Linked DNA regions of Homo sapiens: region 1 is linked to region 2. A link is a loop called in an ENCODE intact Hi-C map of the cell type or tissue named here. Cell type or tissue: PC-3. All regions are shown on one strand. Links, peaks and the distances in the headings refer to the core of each region. The heading gives the core; the rest is flanking DNA. Region 1 has its middle 150 kb from the start of ATXN7L3B. Region 2 holds the start of GLIPR1-AS1 (GLIPR1 antisense RNA 1).

What was found. Peaks named below come from ENCODE experiments on the same cell type or tissue, not always from the same donor. Only the 100,000 strongest peaks of a DNase experiment are listed, where the experiment ranks them.
Region 1: it touches region 2 in a loop (12-fold over the local background); 20 of 110 quality-filtered maps call a loop at or near these places.

The regions. Positions count from the first base shown.
Region 1 is chr12:74,684,830-74,692,714 of GRCh38, forward strand. No RefSeq gene overlaps it. Among named protein-coding and RNA genes, the nearest start is that of ATXN7L3B, 150 kb to the left of the region's middle. In PC-3, for the core only: a CTCF peak has its summit at 4,427 (motif pointing right); no DNase peak of the experiment used is centred there.
Region 2 is chr12:75,485,568-75,493,452 of GRCh38, forward strand. GLIPR1 (GLI pathogenesis related 1) reads left to right here. Exons shown (of 6, transcript NM_006851.3): 3 at 4,839-4,951. KRR1 (KRR1 small subunit processome component) reads right to left here. Exons shown (of 10, transcript NM_007043.7): 10 at 5,296-7,885. It overlaps GLIPR1-AS1 (GLIPR1 antisense RNA 1), which reads right to left and starts at 4,254. Exons shown (of 2, transcript XR_007063373.1): 1 at 4,209-4,254; 2 at 1-591. RefSeq lists enhancers at 1,574-2,075, 2,076-2,575. In PC-3, for the core only: a CTCF peak has its summit at 3,187 (motif pointing left); a DNase peak (open chromatin) is centred at 4,184; H3K27ac peaks cover 1,207 bases.

The DNA of each region.
Region 1 (7,885 bases), core at 1,678-6,677, 800 kb before region 2:
GGTCTTAAATGAGGGGAGGGAGGACAGAGACAGCAACCAGCACTTTACTGAAGGAAAGAACTCCCCAGGTCAGAGCACAAAGACACAATTTCCCTTTAAGGGCAAAGAATTTTTGCTCTTCCAGCCTAGGAGATTATTTTCTGGACCAATATTGTCCAATAAAAATATAATACATGTTATTTTATACTTTCTAGTAGCCCCATTAATGAAAGTAAAAAGAAACAGGTGAAATGAACTTAATAATATATTTTAATTCAATATATCCAAAATATTATTTCAAATTATAATCAACATAAAAATATTAGAGATACTTAACTTTTTTTGTACCAAGTCTTCAAAGTCCAAAGTGTACTTTACACTCACATCACATCTGAACTTGGACTGTCCACATTTCTCTGCTCAGTAGCCACATGTTGGAAGTAAATGCTCAGTGCTGCCAAGTGAAAATAGCACTCAGGCAAAAGTTTTCTCAGCAAGGCAATTTACTTCTATAGAAAGGCGCATCTTGCAGATGGAGCAATGGTGAGAACACACTGAACAAAGGAAAGCAGGGGCTTTTATTTCTAATGCAATTGGTTTCTACTACTGTGTCCTGTCTCCACTCGCTGGAGCTGGACCGCACAATCTAAACTGGTCGTGGTTAGCTAATTTGAAGGGAGCAGGAAGGGGGTTACACTGGTGGAAAGGGCAGTTTTGGCGGGACGAGCCATTGTGGCAGGAAGGGTAAATTACAGGGTGAGCAGCAGATGTGGAATGTAGGCTCTGGAGATAAGGACTGACAGGGGAGTTGTTTACTGAAACCAGGACAGGGAGACAGAAAGAGTAAGAAAGTATGGCCTTGAAAGCAGGAAACAAAGAACAAGGGAACTTGGACAAGCTAAACCTTTGAAGAAATTCTTACTGTGTTTAACACACATGAGGTGTGTGACTTCAGTCCTGAACCCCACAAGCCTGTACAGTAGAGTGGTGGGCAACGCTGCTGTCCTGCTCCTCTTCAAATATTCCTTTTAACTTATCTTTTCTTTCAACTCCTGTATTATATAGAGTCAGTTGGAAGAGGTTCATTTTAAAATCTTGCCATAAATTGATTTAAAATTCCAGAACAAAATGAGCCAAAATCAGACCTTACCAAATCAAACACTCCCTTCAAGAGTTCCTAAACTTTAAGTGGAATTTTAATCTAAAGTTACTGTAGGATTTTCCTTGGAAACCATTGAGGTGGACTGTATGAGTTTTCTTTGTGGGTTGTCCTGAAAGGTGAACACTATCCTTTCCCACCTCCCAGGACATGTTTTGTAGGTGAATCTCCACACAGTGGTGGAGAATAGAACATAGACTCGACCAGTTAGCTAACCAAATAAAGTCCATAACTAGATGTATGTTAAAAGATCAGCATACATTTCCTTTTTCTCATCAAACTATCAAACTGTCCTCAGTTTGCTTTTACCTGAACTGGAGCCCATTTGTCATTCTCTTTTCCTTTAAAGCCCTTTTCAATATGAAGTTCTATGATTCCCAGTGCTCAAACACAAACACAGAGCACTATATTAGTGTTTGGTATACAGCAGTGACAAAATAGATGGTCTCTGCCCTCCTGGAGCTTATAGGCAAGAGAGTGAGTGACAGTAAACATTTGAAGTCACAAATTAGAAAGAGTTCTTGCACATTACAGAGTGTGGAAAGGTGTCTCTGAGGTATCCAGCATTTTTCTGTGATAGAAAGCTATCATTTGATTTCCTACCACAACAAAGAAACAACAAATAGCACAAGCCAAATCAAAAGGCCTTTCTTTTTACTTCTCTCATCCCTTCTTCTAACACTGTCCTGTAGAAGTCAACAGTAGAACAGCTGATGGGAAAGGAAATCAAATAATGAGAGCAAATGAGAAAAAAAAATTTCCAGGGCCTGCCTTTTGCTCTCCCTGTTGAGTCCAGGGCCACAAGTAAAGGCTGAGTTGTCATTCTCTTTTCCTTTAAAGCCCTTTTCAATATGAAGTTCTATGATTCTATGATTCCCAGTGATTATGGGGAAGAAACACTGAAGTAGGCGAGAGAGTAGGTTTTAACTCAGATTAGTTTATACGTTGTGGTACATTTTTAAACTGGACAATTCTAATTGAATTCTAATGTTAATAGCCCCATATTACCAGAGAATTATGGATTTCCCCAAAATGTTGCTAAGAGGTTGGGCATGGAGATCCGGGAGAGTGAGTGTGTAGGTAGTGGTAGGAGAGGACAAAACAGTAGTATTCTTCTGATTTTGCCTCCCACATTTGGCATATTCAATAAATAACTTACAGCTGTCTTTCTCTGTGACTCCGTTACAAATTTCTTAACAGCACGTAGGAGTTTAATATATAACAGTGCCTAACACAATGCTTAGCATCTCATTCGTTAGTAATTCCAATGCACTGAAAAAGGAAATGAATGTGTTGAATGTATTTTAGAGCTTCAGAATCTCCTCTCTCTCCTGTTTCTCCTCTTTTCTTACAACTGTTTTCCATATGCCACCCTTTAAGGCTACAGATCTCTATCATCACATAATAATCACCTGTAAACCAGAATCAGTATCTAATAGGCCTAGAGTAGTTTCAGATTTGATTGTCTGAAATTGAATCAGAATCTATATCTAATAGGTCTAGAGTAGTTTCAGATTTGATTATTAGAAATTGAAATCCTGTGCATTTATTTTGTGTAATACACCAGTTACAATGCCTTGAGACCCCTGCTACTAGGTTCCTATTAGATTCTTCCTTAAAGTTTCCCTATTGGGGGAACCTACCCCCAGTAGTCACATAGGTTCTTTTCTATTTTTCCCTAAGTGTCAGCTGGTCTGAGAAATAAAGGGACAGAGTATAAAAGAGAGAAATTTTAAAGCTGGGTGTCCGGGGGAGACATCACATGTTGGCAGGTTCCGTGATGCTCCCTAAGCCATAAAACCAGCAAGTTTTTAATTAGCAATTTTCAAAAGGGGAGGGAGTGTACGAATAGTGTGTGGGTCACAGAGATCATATGCTTCACAAGGTAATAAAATATCACAAGGCAAATGGAGGCAGGGCAAGATCACAGGACCACAGGACCGGGGCAAAATTAAAATTGCTAATGAAGTTTCGGGCACACATTGTCATTGATAACATCTTATCAGGAGACAGAGTTTGAGAGCAGACAACCAGTCTGACCAAAATTTATTAGGCGGGAATTTCCTCGTCTTTATAAGCCTGGAAGTGCTACGGGAGACTGGGGCTTATTTCATCCCTACAGCTTCAACCGTAAAAGATGGCTGCCCCCGAAGCGGCCATTTCAGAGGCCTACTCTCAGGGACACATTCTCTTTCTCAGGGATGTTCCTTGCTGAGAAAAAGAATTCAGCGATATTTCTCCCATTTGCTTTTGAAAGAAGAGAAATATGGCTCTGTTCCACCCGGCTCACTAGCAGTCAGAGTTTAAGGTTATCTCTCTTGTTCCCTGAACATCGCTGTTATCCTGTTCTTTTTTCAAGGTTCCCAGATTTCATATTGTTCAAACACACATGCTCTACAAATAATTTGTGCAGTTAATGCAATCATCACAGGGTCCTGAGGTGACATACATCCTCCTCAGCTTATGAAGATGATGGGATTAAGAAATTAAAGTAAAGACAGGCATAGGAAATCACAAGGGTATTGATTGGGGAAGTGATAAGTGTCCATGAAATCTTCACAATTTATGTTCAGAGATTGCAGTAAAGACAGGTGTAAGAAATTATTAAAGTATTAATTTGGGGAACTAATAAATGTCCATTAAATCTTCACAATCCACATCCTTCTACCATGGCTTCAGCCACTCCCTCTGTTCGGGGTCCCTGACTTCCTGCAGCATTTCCCCATCAATTTTTGAGTTCTCCTGGGTACTGCACCAAATTGACTTTAAGAACAAATCCTTTTTTATTCTCCACTCTCCTTGCTGCTTCCTTCTCTGCCTGTGACCCTCGCAAGGCCACCTCTCTGCTTCATTTTAATGTTCTTAACTCTTATTCTCACTTCCACAGTAGGCAGAAAGAAGCTGTTTTCCTTAAAATATAATCTATCTAAACTGAGATAAAGTATAAATGATGAAGAGTATTTATTTTAACTAATAAAAGAAAAATCTAAAATCCATTAAAAAAAAGGTGTGGATATTCTACTCAAGGACTTCATTATATTTTGTATGTAAACTGATACACTTTTCAGAAGATAAAGAAAATAAAGATTTTCATTAGTATTATTTTAGTATTACTTTATATTTTTGCTCTAACATTAATTTGTGTGAGCCTTGTGATGCAAATCTATGTTCACCTGTTTAATAGTTTTGTTAGCCTTCTTTTTGCACTTACAAAAAGCTTTAATTCACTTGATTTTTTTGGTGGTGGAATTGGCATACTCAAGCAATATCAGCAGCAAATCATCACTAGATGGCAGCATAACTCAATTCTTAAATACATTTCTACTGGTAATTTTTTTCTTATTAACTGGCATTTGTTTCAAAAACTTAAATGACGAAAACATTATACTGAAATAATATGTTAGTTGGTCTTAAATATTAGTTGCAAATAATCACACACAATCTTGAGAATAGGGCCAATGCATTTGTTTTACTCCAAGTAAAGAAGGCAATAGCTGTTTTAACTCTTGAAGTACATTATGTAATACTGAAGCCTAACAAGATACAGACTGAAATGCATGAATTTTGGAATCTGATACAACTGAATTTAAAACTGGCTCTGCTCTTTCCCTGTCGTAAAAATTATAAAATTTATTATCGTTGCTATTTTATCTATCCACCTCAGTTCTCAAATAATCTCTTCATAATTAGAACCTTTTGAAGCAGCATTTTCATGGGTGCATTTTAAGATTCTTTAATGTAAAATGTGAATTCTTTATTGATCTGTTCTACAATAATTAAATTTCTATAGTATCTACCATTTGTAGTATAAAAATTGAATTTCAATAATTCTAGCTTCATTATTTTATAAATGCATCATGTGAGTAAATAGTATTCTTCCACTTTATAAATGTACTTTGTTTAATTTGTCTCTCTCTCAATGCTCAGGCTAAAATGACCACACACTAGATGCTAGATAAATGCCTGTTACCCTGATTTGAAAGCGATCACTCACTGTGAAAGTGATTAATTTATTCAAGAATACCACCTCTTTACTGAATGAATAAACAGAGACTCAAGATTTTAATAGACTTTCATAAGGTCATGCAATTTGTTGAGGCAGAGCCAAGATTAGAAACAAATTATCTTCCTAATATACCACATACTGGCTCTTGTTTTGTTCATGATCATCCACCATGACCCCTAGAAACTTTAGACATAATTATTCCCTCCTTCATCCTTGCCCACAAAACTTAATCACAGATTCATGTCAAATCTATCTCCAAAAGCCTCTTGAATCCATCGCATTTTATTCATCCACATTTCCAATCTTTAGTGAGAACCTTTATTAAGTCACCTGTATAATTATGTTAGTATCTGAAATGATCTCCTGTTCCAGCCAGGGATTTCTACCATCTTACTATTTTCCTCCTTGAAATATTCTAGTTCACTTTGATGTAAATGGGAGTGTAAATCAGTGTGCTCTCAAGAGCATATTATTTTTAGTTCTCAAAATTTGTAAGAAGTGACCCACATCCTTACAATAAAGATAATGTGTTAATCTCAATATTTAAATGTCCTGGGGACTAAGTGGACACATCTCTTCATCTCATTAGAGATGTTTTATGTAACTAAAAATTTAAAAAATTGAAAAAGTAAGGAAGAAGAAGGAAAGTCGAGCTGCTTTTGTCTTCCTTTTGGCTTCCTTTTCTGCATCATTGAAACTTTAGGAGAAAGTTAGAAAACTCTTCTTTCACTGCACTGATACCTCTTGCTGAATCTAGTCAGAGATTGTGCCTCCCAGATGACAAGGGAGACAAAAGTGGAGTGATACATTTCATCCCGGGTATTATGCAGGTTCCCAATAAAACAAACAAAAAAAGGAAAACAATAAGTGGTCATCTCATCTAAAGACAGCAAAATCTTTCTAAATGAAAGCTTAGGATAATTGAGCTATAACACATGTCAAAATGAAAATTGCACCAAAGTCAAACAGGCCAGGAAGATTTTATTCAAGATGATTGTAATAGGAGAGAGAGGCCAGAACTCAGTTGGAACTCAACTCCAGTGAAACCCAGGGCTGGAGAGTTTTTAGGAGCTGAGGTTGAGGCTGCTGAGGTTGGGGGAGCTGAGGCGGGCTGCCCTTTGTCGGCTAATTGGCATTACCTCAGGGAAAAGCAAACTCTCTCATATTTTTATGACAGGAGGTACTTTTGCAACTTGGAACAAGGGGCCTTGCCTCCAAAGTTAGGCTCCTGCTTTCCCACAGAAGCTGGGAGACAGAGACACTATCTCTTTTGGTGATTATGGTTCAAAGAGGTGGCTCCCAGGTTCTTAGGAAAAACATTCCTGAATTGTGTAACTGGCAAGAGGCTTTTAAAAATACATTTCCGAGGACCAGAAAAGCAATTTAAAATTAAAAATCTCCTAAAGTAAACGCTCTAAGAAAAGGGAGGACAGAGGCCTAGAGTCAAGGAGCTAAATTAATTAAATTAATGTTTAATCAAGCTGAAGGGAACGGCAAGGTCTTCTTGGTCACAACTGATTATCAATACGCTCTCCAGCAGAAAGTCTTAAAAAGAGATGAAAAGAGCCTACCGTGAGAAAACAAACAAACAAAAACCATAACAAAACACAGTACTGCAATAAAGAACCATCATGCAACCCGAAGGGCAGATAATAGAGTTTAGCTGAATCTCTGCCCTATGTGAATTTTAAGAACAAATACAAAAACAAAAGTACAATATAGGCCTAAGAAAAATTACATCAAGGCAGAAAAGAAAACACCACCATGAAGACTTAGAGAAAATGCAGGCCTTTAGATGATTTAGTAAGAAACTAAAGAAAAATTTTAAAAAGTGCATCATTATGAATTAAGAAGATACAACTCTGATGAAATAGCAATAAGTATTCATAAAAGACTAATAGACAAACATCAATTCAAAATGTGAAAAATAATTGGATGAGAAGGATCTAACGAGCTATAAAATAAGCTAAAATAAAATATAAAGTAAATTATATATAAAGGTATTGATATTCCCTAATATAATACATTTCATGAATAGGATAAACAAAAACACTTAAAATAATAAATAATATTTATTAAGTGCTCTTTAAGTGTTAAAAGTCTTGATTTCTTAAAAAATCAATAAATTAAAGTGTTAGAAATACTGGAATATATATATTTAACATTATTAGAAAAAATAAGCCTAGGTCAATATGCCCTCATCCACTCTCACACATTTCTGTGTTTTTAATTATTTTGAGTTTCTTTTTTTTATTTTTTTGTATGTTTATCTCATTTAATAATGTTAGAGATTTCTCTTCAATTGCCTGATAATACTTGGCTGTTCCTTCATATTTAAGAATAGCACTATTGCAAACTCTGTGTGCATGAGTAGCCTTGTCAGCTAGTGGCCTTTCTTATAGGATCATCTGAATGAACTAGTTCAGGAAGGGTCTCCATCAGTAGGTGCGTTCTTACACTGTTCAGTTTTGCTTGAAATGAATTTTTAGTTCTTCTGACCATCAGGAGTTGGGATGAGGGAAAAAGGAAATGAGTAAAAGTAAATTCTTAATTATTCCTTCAGTTATTTTAGTATTCAGAGCCAGACTTTCATGGTTAAGTATACAGATTAAATTATCCCACTTTCAACAAGATTCTCCCTCTGAGTAGAGAATCTTTCCATTTCAAATTTTCCAGAGAATAGAAAACATCCACACTTCTGCAAGGATAAGCGAGCAGGGGAGCATCAAGGGAGGGAAGAG
Region 2 (7,885 bases), core at 1,469-6,468:
TGAGACGGAGTCTCGCTCTGTCGCCCAGGCTGGAGTGCAGTGGCGGGATCTCGGCTCACTGCAAGCTCCGCCTCCCGGGTTCACGCCATTCTCCTGCCTCAGCCTCCCAAGTAGCTGGGACTACAGGCGCCCGCCACTACGCCCGGCTAATTTTTTGTATTTTTAGTAGAGATGGGGTTTCACCGTTTTAGCCGGGATGGTCTCGATCTCCTGACCTCGTGATCCGCCCGCCTCGGCCAGCTTTATTTTTATACTCGCATAGAACCATGGAAATGTGACCTGTTTCACAATTTCTGTAGTAGGTTTCATATATGTTACAATGTTACCATACTCCCGATAATGAACCAGAAGAGCTCATACCGAGAATTGAAAGGGAAAGATGGTAGGAAGGGGTTGTGGGCCTATAAGGGAGACATCTTCCTTCCCTCTGGGTTCCCCAGGTGCAGTGCTTTTGTAAGAAAGGTATAAAGAGTGGTTCCTGGTTCTGAAGAGCTTGCTAAAAGAGAAAACACTCTAAAAGCATCTTGCTGAGGGCATGGACTGTCCTCACAGTACTTCATGGCCAGGCAGAATTAGGTTCCAATCTTTTACCTACAAAAGGAAGAGCAATAACACTTTATAAGGATTAAACATGATGTCACATGTAAAATGCTTAATGATACACCTAAGTTCTCAAAAATGAGTAGCGCTTATAATTATGGTTTTTTGTTTACTACAGTAAGAAAACATACAACAGAAACCTGCCTGATAAAAAAAAAAATTAAAGTGTTAAGAATTTTTAAGCCTAAGAAACTTAGTGGTAAGGGAATGAAACAAGAATATTTGCTGAGTGCTTGCTATGTTCCAGAAGCTCATTTAAAACTTCAAAATAGGCCTATGGAGTTGGTATTGTTATTATCCTCATTTAATAGATAAGGAACCTAAGACCAAGGTCACACTGTAAGTGGCAAAGCTTGAATATGAACTCAAGCCTTGTGGCTCCAAAGCCCACAAGTTTAACCAAAAACCAGAGTGCCCATGAAGCTTTTAAAAAGAGACTGACTTGGATAGATAAACTGTGCTACATCCACGTAATAAATATTACTCAGCAATAAAAAGCAGTGACTACAAATGAATACAACAAATGCCTATACTAAGTGAAAGAAGCCAGATTCAAAAAGCTATATTTAGACTGATTCCATTCATATAACATTCTGGAAAAGGCAAAACTACAGAAACAGATTAATGACTGCTGGGGTCTGGTGGGGGTTGACCACAAAGGGGCTCAAGGGAACTTTCTGGGGCGATAAAAATATTCTATATCTTGAATGTGGTAGTGGCTACACAACTGTATTCTTTTGTCAAAATTCATAGAAATGTACATCTAAAAATCATAAATGTTATTGTATCTTTATTATACCCTAATAAACCTGACTTTTAAAAAAAGAGGCCAACTAAAACACACAAAATGAATGGTAACTAACATTTGCACACTTCTGAGGAAAAAGTATTAAAATGGGGAAGGGATCCAAAGATTAAGAATACTTTTGATATAACAACGCTACAGAAGAAAGTGCTGGAAGACCAAAGGATAAAAATATAAAATGAGCCAAGGTGACAATAAAGGAATAAAGACAACACTGAACACAGCATGCATAGGAATTACCTGAGGAACTTGTTAAAATGCAGACCCCAAAAGCAACTCCAGTGACTGGCATTCAGTAGGTCTGGGACAGGCCCAAGATCATTTTAAACAAAGGACCCCACATAAAATCACTTGAGATATAGAATAAAATTAAGAAATTTTAAAAATAAAACAAAACTGATTAGAAAGTAGAAGTTTAAGGATCAAACCTGAGGATTAACAACCCTTATAAAACTGGGCTTTCGCAGTGAGACAGAGGCCTAAGCTGATTCATTGCCTGTTCAGGCTGGAGTTCCCCGCAGGGGGTTCCTGGGGATAAAGAAATGTTTCTAGGGAGCACCCCTTTTAGATCATGGAGTAGGGAAGTACACTCGCCCTTGCCAAAGGAGGGTACCCTCTCCAGTTGCCAAACCAAGGAGAAGGCAGCCCACACTCTGCCCATCATCTCCCTAGTCACGTCCCCACTTCTACCACACCTTTAAATCTTGGAGAAGCTGAGACTCCAACCTCAGCTCCCCTCTTGCCTCACTTCCTACTCTCCCTCCAGGTGTCACAGGAAAGGGGTCGGGATCCAAACCCCAAGAGAGGGTTCTTGAATCTCGCGCGAGAAAATCCAGGGTGAGTCCGTAAAGTGAAGGCAAGTTTATTAAGAAAGAAAAGAAATAAAAGAATGGCTACTCCATAGACAGAGCAGTCCTGAGGGCTGCTGGTTGCCCATTTTTATGGTTATTTCTTGATGATATGTTAAACAAGGGGCAGATTATTCATGCCCTCCCTTTTTAGACGATACAGGGTAACTTCCTGACGTTGCCACGGCATTTGTAAACTGTCATGGTGGGAGTGCAGCAGTGAGGACACCAGAGTCACACTCATCGCCATCTTGGTTTTGGTGGGTTTTAGCTGGCTTCCTTACTGCAACCTGTTTTATCCGCAAGGTCTTTGACCTGTATCTTGTGCCAAACTCCTATCTCCCCTGTGACTTAGAATGCCTAACCGTCTGGGAATGCAGCCCAGTAGGTCTCAGCCTCATTTTACCCAGCCCCTATTCGAGACGGAGTTGTTAGGGCCGGGCATGGTGGCTCACGCCTGTAATCCCAGCACTTTGGGAGGCCGAGGCAGGCAGATCACCTGAGGTCAGTAGTTTGAGACCAGCCTGACCAACATAGTGAAACCCCATCTCTACTAAAAATACAAAATTAGCCGGGCATGGTGGCACATGCCTGTAATTCCAGCTACTTGGGAGCCTGAGGCAGGAGAATCGCTTGAACCTGGGAGGCGGAGGTTGCAATAAGCCGAGATTGCACCATTGCACTCCAGCCTGGGCAACAAGAGCAAAACTCCGTCTCAAAAACAAACAAACAAAAAAACAAAACCACAACAAAAAAACACAACACCAAGATGGAGTTGCTCTAGTTCAAACACCTGATACAGGGAGTAAATTTCATTTATTTTTAAAGTAAACTTCTTCATTTTCTGCAGCCACACTGGCTTTTCTTTGAGTTCTGTGAATGGGTCAGTCCCACCCAGGGATCACACAGGATGTTGCCCTCTGCTGGAAGACTCCAGACCAGCTCATCCCAGCTCCAGCTCCACCTCATTTCTTCAGAGAAAGGCACCATGCCATATATGCCCTTAGCATCTTCCACTGCCTATTCACAGTGGTCAAACCCTCACCTGATGAGTTTCATGACTGCTTTTTTTCTAAGTTTTGTGAATGTACCCACTGGTTCTAGCTCACTCAATTTTGAATGTATTTGGCACAGTTCTTATGACAAAATTGCTCAAAAACTTATGAGTAAAAAATAATTTAAAATGTAATTTGGTACTGCTGTAAAAATGAGTGCATTTAATTGCTGGCTGTATCCACCTTTAAATACTCTCTTCTTTAGGCTTTTGTGACACCAAACACTCTTGGTCAAGATGGGCTATATAATTGAATTTGTGGAGCCCATTGCAAAATGATGTGGAATCTTTTGTTCAGAAAGCAAAAGAAAAGCACCACTAAAGGTGCTAAAATATGTGACAGCACTGATCTAAACCAAGCATGGGGCTCTTTTGAGTGCTGGATCCCATGTAACAGCGCAGGTCTCTCTGTTCTTGGTTTCCCTCCTACATCACTGACCACTCCTTCAGTCTGTTTTGCAGGCTGGTTTTGTGTTTGCTTTCATTATTCCAGACTCTCATTTACTTGATCTATTATATTTGCCTGTGTGATCTAATCTTGCTCCATGTCTTCCAGATTTACATCTCTAGCCTTACCCTGTCCTCTGGACTGCAGCCACCAAGTTAATCTTCACTTGATATCTAATAGGCCTCTCAAAATCAACATATTCTGAACAAAACCCCTGCCCACGCTCCCACCTACCCTCCTCCTTCCCTAGTTTTCTCCATCTCAGTAAATGTTTCTCAGGCCCCAAACCAAAACTTTATCTCTTCCCCTCTTACCCTACACTCAAAATCCTTTTAACTTTACCTCTAAGCTGAGCCATGAACCTGATTCATTCTTGGGAGCTCCACTGGCATCACCCACGTGTGAGTCACTATCTTTTCATTCTTGTACCACTGAAACAGCCTCCAAAATTACCTGCTTCCTGTTCCCCTTGCTCTTCTCAGTCCGTTCACTTCGTGACCTAAGACATGAAAAAGAACATAGCACTCACAAGAATCTCCCTGATCGGTTTCTCTGCCTTTGACCTCACTGCTTACAACTCTCTCCAACTCATCAGATCTTGGCTTCACTTGCTTTCTTCCTGCCAATCTATAATGCCAAGCAAATTCCATCTCAGGGCCTTTCTCCCTGGTGTTCCCTCTGCTTGGAATGCTCTTCCTCCATTGTTTAAGTTTCCTGAATGTTTGTCCTGAGTGCTGCATCCTCGTCGTCCAAGTCTCAGTTCAAATGCTTCCTCTGAACACCCAAGTAAAATCAGCATCACCTTGCCAGCAATCACTCCCTATTGCATTACCGTTTTATTTCTTCATTGTACTGTCAAAAATTATCTTATTTCACACACACACACACACACACACACACACACACACACACCCCAATAATGGTAACTACAGGTCTATCCAGCTGATTTCTGAGTATCTAAACCTTCCTGGGTTTTAAGCACTCTAACTAGAGTGGTATACCTCACCATGTTTATGAAGACCTAATCATACCCAATGTTTATCTTATGGTTTTTCTCTGTTAAAAATCCTTATTTCCTTTCAGGTTGTTTGGGCAGATAGTTACAAAGTTGGCTGCGCAGTTCAATTTTGCCCTAAAGTTTCTGGCTTTGACGCTCTTTCCAATGGAGCACATTTTATATGCAACTACGGACCAGGGTAAGTGCCTGAATCAACCGGTTTATAGGAAACGCCCCCCCCCCCCCGCAAAAAAAAACAACAACAAAAAAAAACATTTTAGCAGTATTCCTCTTCATTATAGAAAATCTGGATAAAGTATAAATAAAAAATTAACATAACCTTTAATTCTTCTGCCCAGAGATATACTTAATTAACATTCTGGTACATTTTTCTTGGAGAGAGAGAGGGTGTGTGTGTGTGTGTACATCCTTTATATATACTACCTAAATACATACGCACATATTTTTAAGAGTGGTAAGACTAAAATATTCATCAGGGACATAAATTGTATATGGTAATACCACAAAGTGGAAGAACTGATGTTATATTTATTGGTTTATTAGAAACTTGGCAATTTTACACAATTTTCAAAGCAAAACAGATTCCTCAACTTATATAACCTATTTCATTTACTTTTGACAGTTGTTTTTAAAACAGATATAGTTCCCACTTTGGGAAACAGGGCAAACACCTTCCTCCTACTTTCTTTAAACTTACATATGTGTGCTTGTGTCATACACATATTTAGAAATCTGATCATACTGAAAATATACATTTTCTATTTTTCACTTAAAATTATGCTGTGAAAAATTTTCCTTTTCAAAATTTTAAGTGATTTTAATCATAAAAATGATAGATTGTTTATATAATGCTTACAATGCTCTCAGCACTGTTAAAGTGCTTCACATATATTAACTTAATCTTCACCAGAAGTTTATGAGATGGCTCCTATTACTACCCCTGTTTGGCAAATGAGAACAGCAAGGCACACACGGGTCAGCAACCTGCCCAAAGTTCTACAGTTAGTGACTATCACTGATGGACTTTGATCTGGCTGTCTAGCTCCAGAGTCCATGCTCTTGATGGTACCACCATCCTGTTGAAGAATTTAGATTGTTCACTATATTTTCATTTAATATATGATGAACAACCTCATATATGTATCTTCAGTCACTTCTATTTCCCTATAATTCCTTGAGATACTAGCACGTAAAGACTGTGACCATTTTTGTTTTAAGTACATATTGCCAAATTACATTCCACCATTATATCAATTTGTATTTCACCATCAGTACTAGGTATTATAATTTCTTAGTATTTTCTAATTTGATGGAAATGGCATTTCATTTGCTTTCTTTTGCATCTCTGTGATTACTAGTAATTATAAATTTCTTCACATAATTGTCTATTTATATTCCTTTTTCTGTGAATCATGTGGGCTGACCATTTTTCTACTAGATTTTCTTATTTATAAAAGTTTTTATATTTTAAAGGTTTTTAACCATTTGCAATATATATAATGATCTTTAATTTGTTGCCTTTGAATTTTTGGATTCCTGGAGATTGGCTGAAAGAAAGCCATTTCCCTGGTGTAATGTGCAGAAGACATGCTCGATACTCTGACTGAGTGCTGTAGGTGTGAAGGAGGAGACAAAGCGTCATTCTGAAGATGACAGCTTTGACTTAATATCTTAAGAGTTGGAAAATAAAGAAAACCCAGAAAAAACTAGACAAAGCCATAATTCAGTTAGTGGTAACTTTTCATGACTTTTTTTTTTTTTTTTGAGACAGGGTCTCTCACTCTGTCACCCAGGCTGGAGTACAGTGGCTCGCTTACGGTTCACTGCAGGCTTAACCTCCCAGGCTCAAGCAATCCTCCCAACTCAGCCTTCCTAGTACCTGAGACTACAGGCACATGCCACCATGCCCAGTTAATTTTTTTGTAGAGACAGAGTTTTGCCATATTGCCCAGGCTCATCTCCAACTCCTGGGCTAAAGTGATCCACCTGCCTCAGCCTCCCAGAGTGCTGGGATTATAGGCATGAGCCACTACACCCGGCCTCATATGACATTTTTAATGGTTAAGATACAATTAATTTACTGTGTGACCCTGGACAAGTTAACTCTGAATCTCAGTTTAACCTCCAATAGATCAGGGTTACAGGACCCATCACTTAGAGTAGCTATGAAAGTGACAAGAGAAGGCTTTGTAAAATACTAGGTATATATAATGCTTGGCAATAGTGAATGTTTTGTAAGTATTCATGATTTTTATTCATTAAAGTATAAATGTAAATTTTCCTGGTTTAGACTCACTTATCTTCAGAGTTATAAACAATATTAAATTATAAAACTTACAACCAAAGTTATAATGCTTCCATAAAGACTAACTTCAAATATTCATTTATTCAACAAATATTTGTTTTACTGAGCTCCAAAGGAGAACAGGGCAGTCTCTGTCTTTATGAGAGTAATATTTATGGGGCAAACAGATAATAAAAATACAAGTAAAATAACTGCATCATTATGGGGCAATTAAGGAACTATAAATAATACTGTAATAGAAACTATCAATAGGCAAGGCCCCTGTTTAGAATAATCAGGGAAGGGCTTCTTGTGTTATATTTAAGCTTAGGCATGAAGAATGAGAAGGAATCAGACATAAGAACTTCTGGAACAGCTGTCTAGTGGAGAAAAGAACAGCAAAACTTCCGTGAAGAAAAGTTTGGCAAGTTTAAACCACAGAGACTGGTGCCCTCGGTCTGCTAAACAGATGAAACGGGGGGAGGAAGGCAGTTGCAGATCTAGCGGGAACTTTTAGATCATGACAAAGTTTACATAAGAAGTCATTCAAGTATATTAAGCAGGGGAGCGATGAGACCTTTAAATTTGGACATCAGTCTGGATGGAAAATGGATTAGAGGAGCATAAAAGGTAAAACAGAGAGACCAGTTAGGAATGTCCTCATTTCCCTTTGCCCTCTGCCCTCTGAGGTATTATTTTCCTATACACAAAAAGTTGTAGGCCCCCATTCCACATAATCTTAGGAAGTCCAGTATCCTCCTCAATATTTCTGATACCTCAGAATGGGGTCTGGGATGCTTAATCTTCCAGTTGCCTGTAATACTCTCC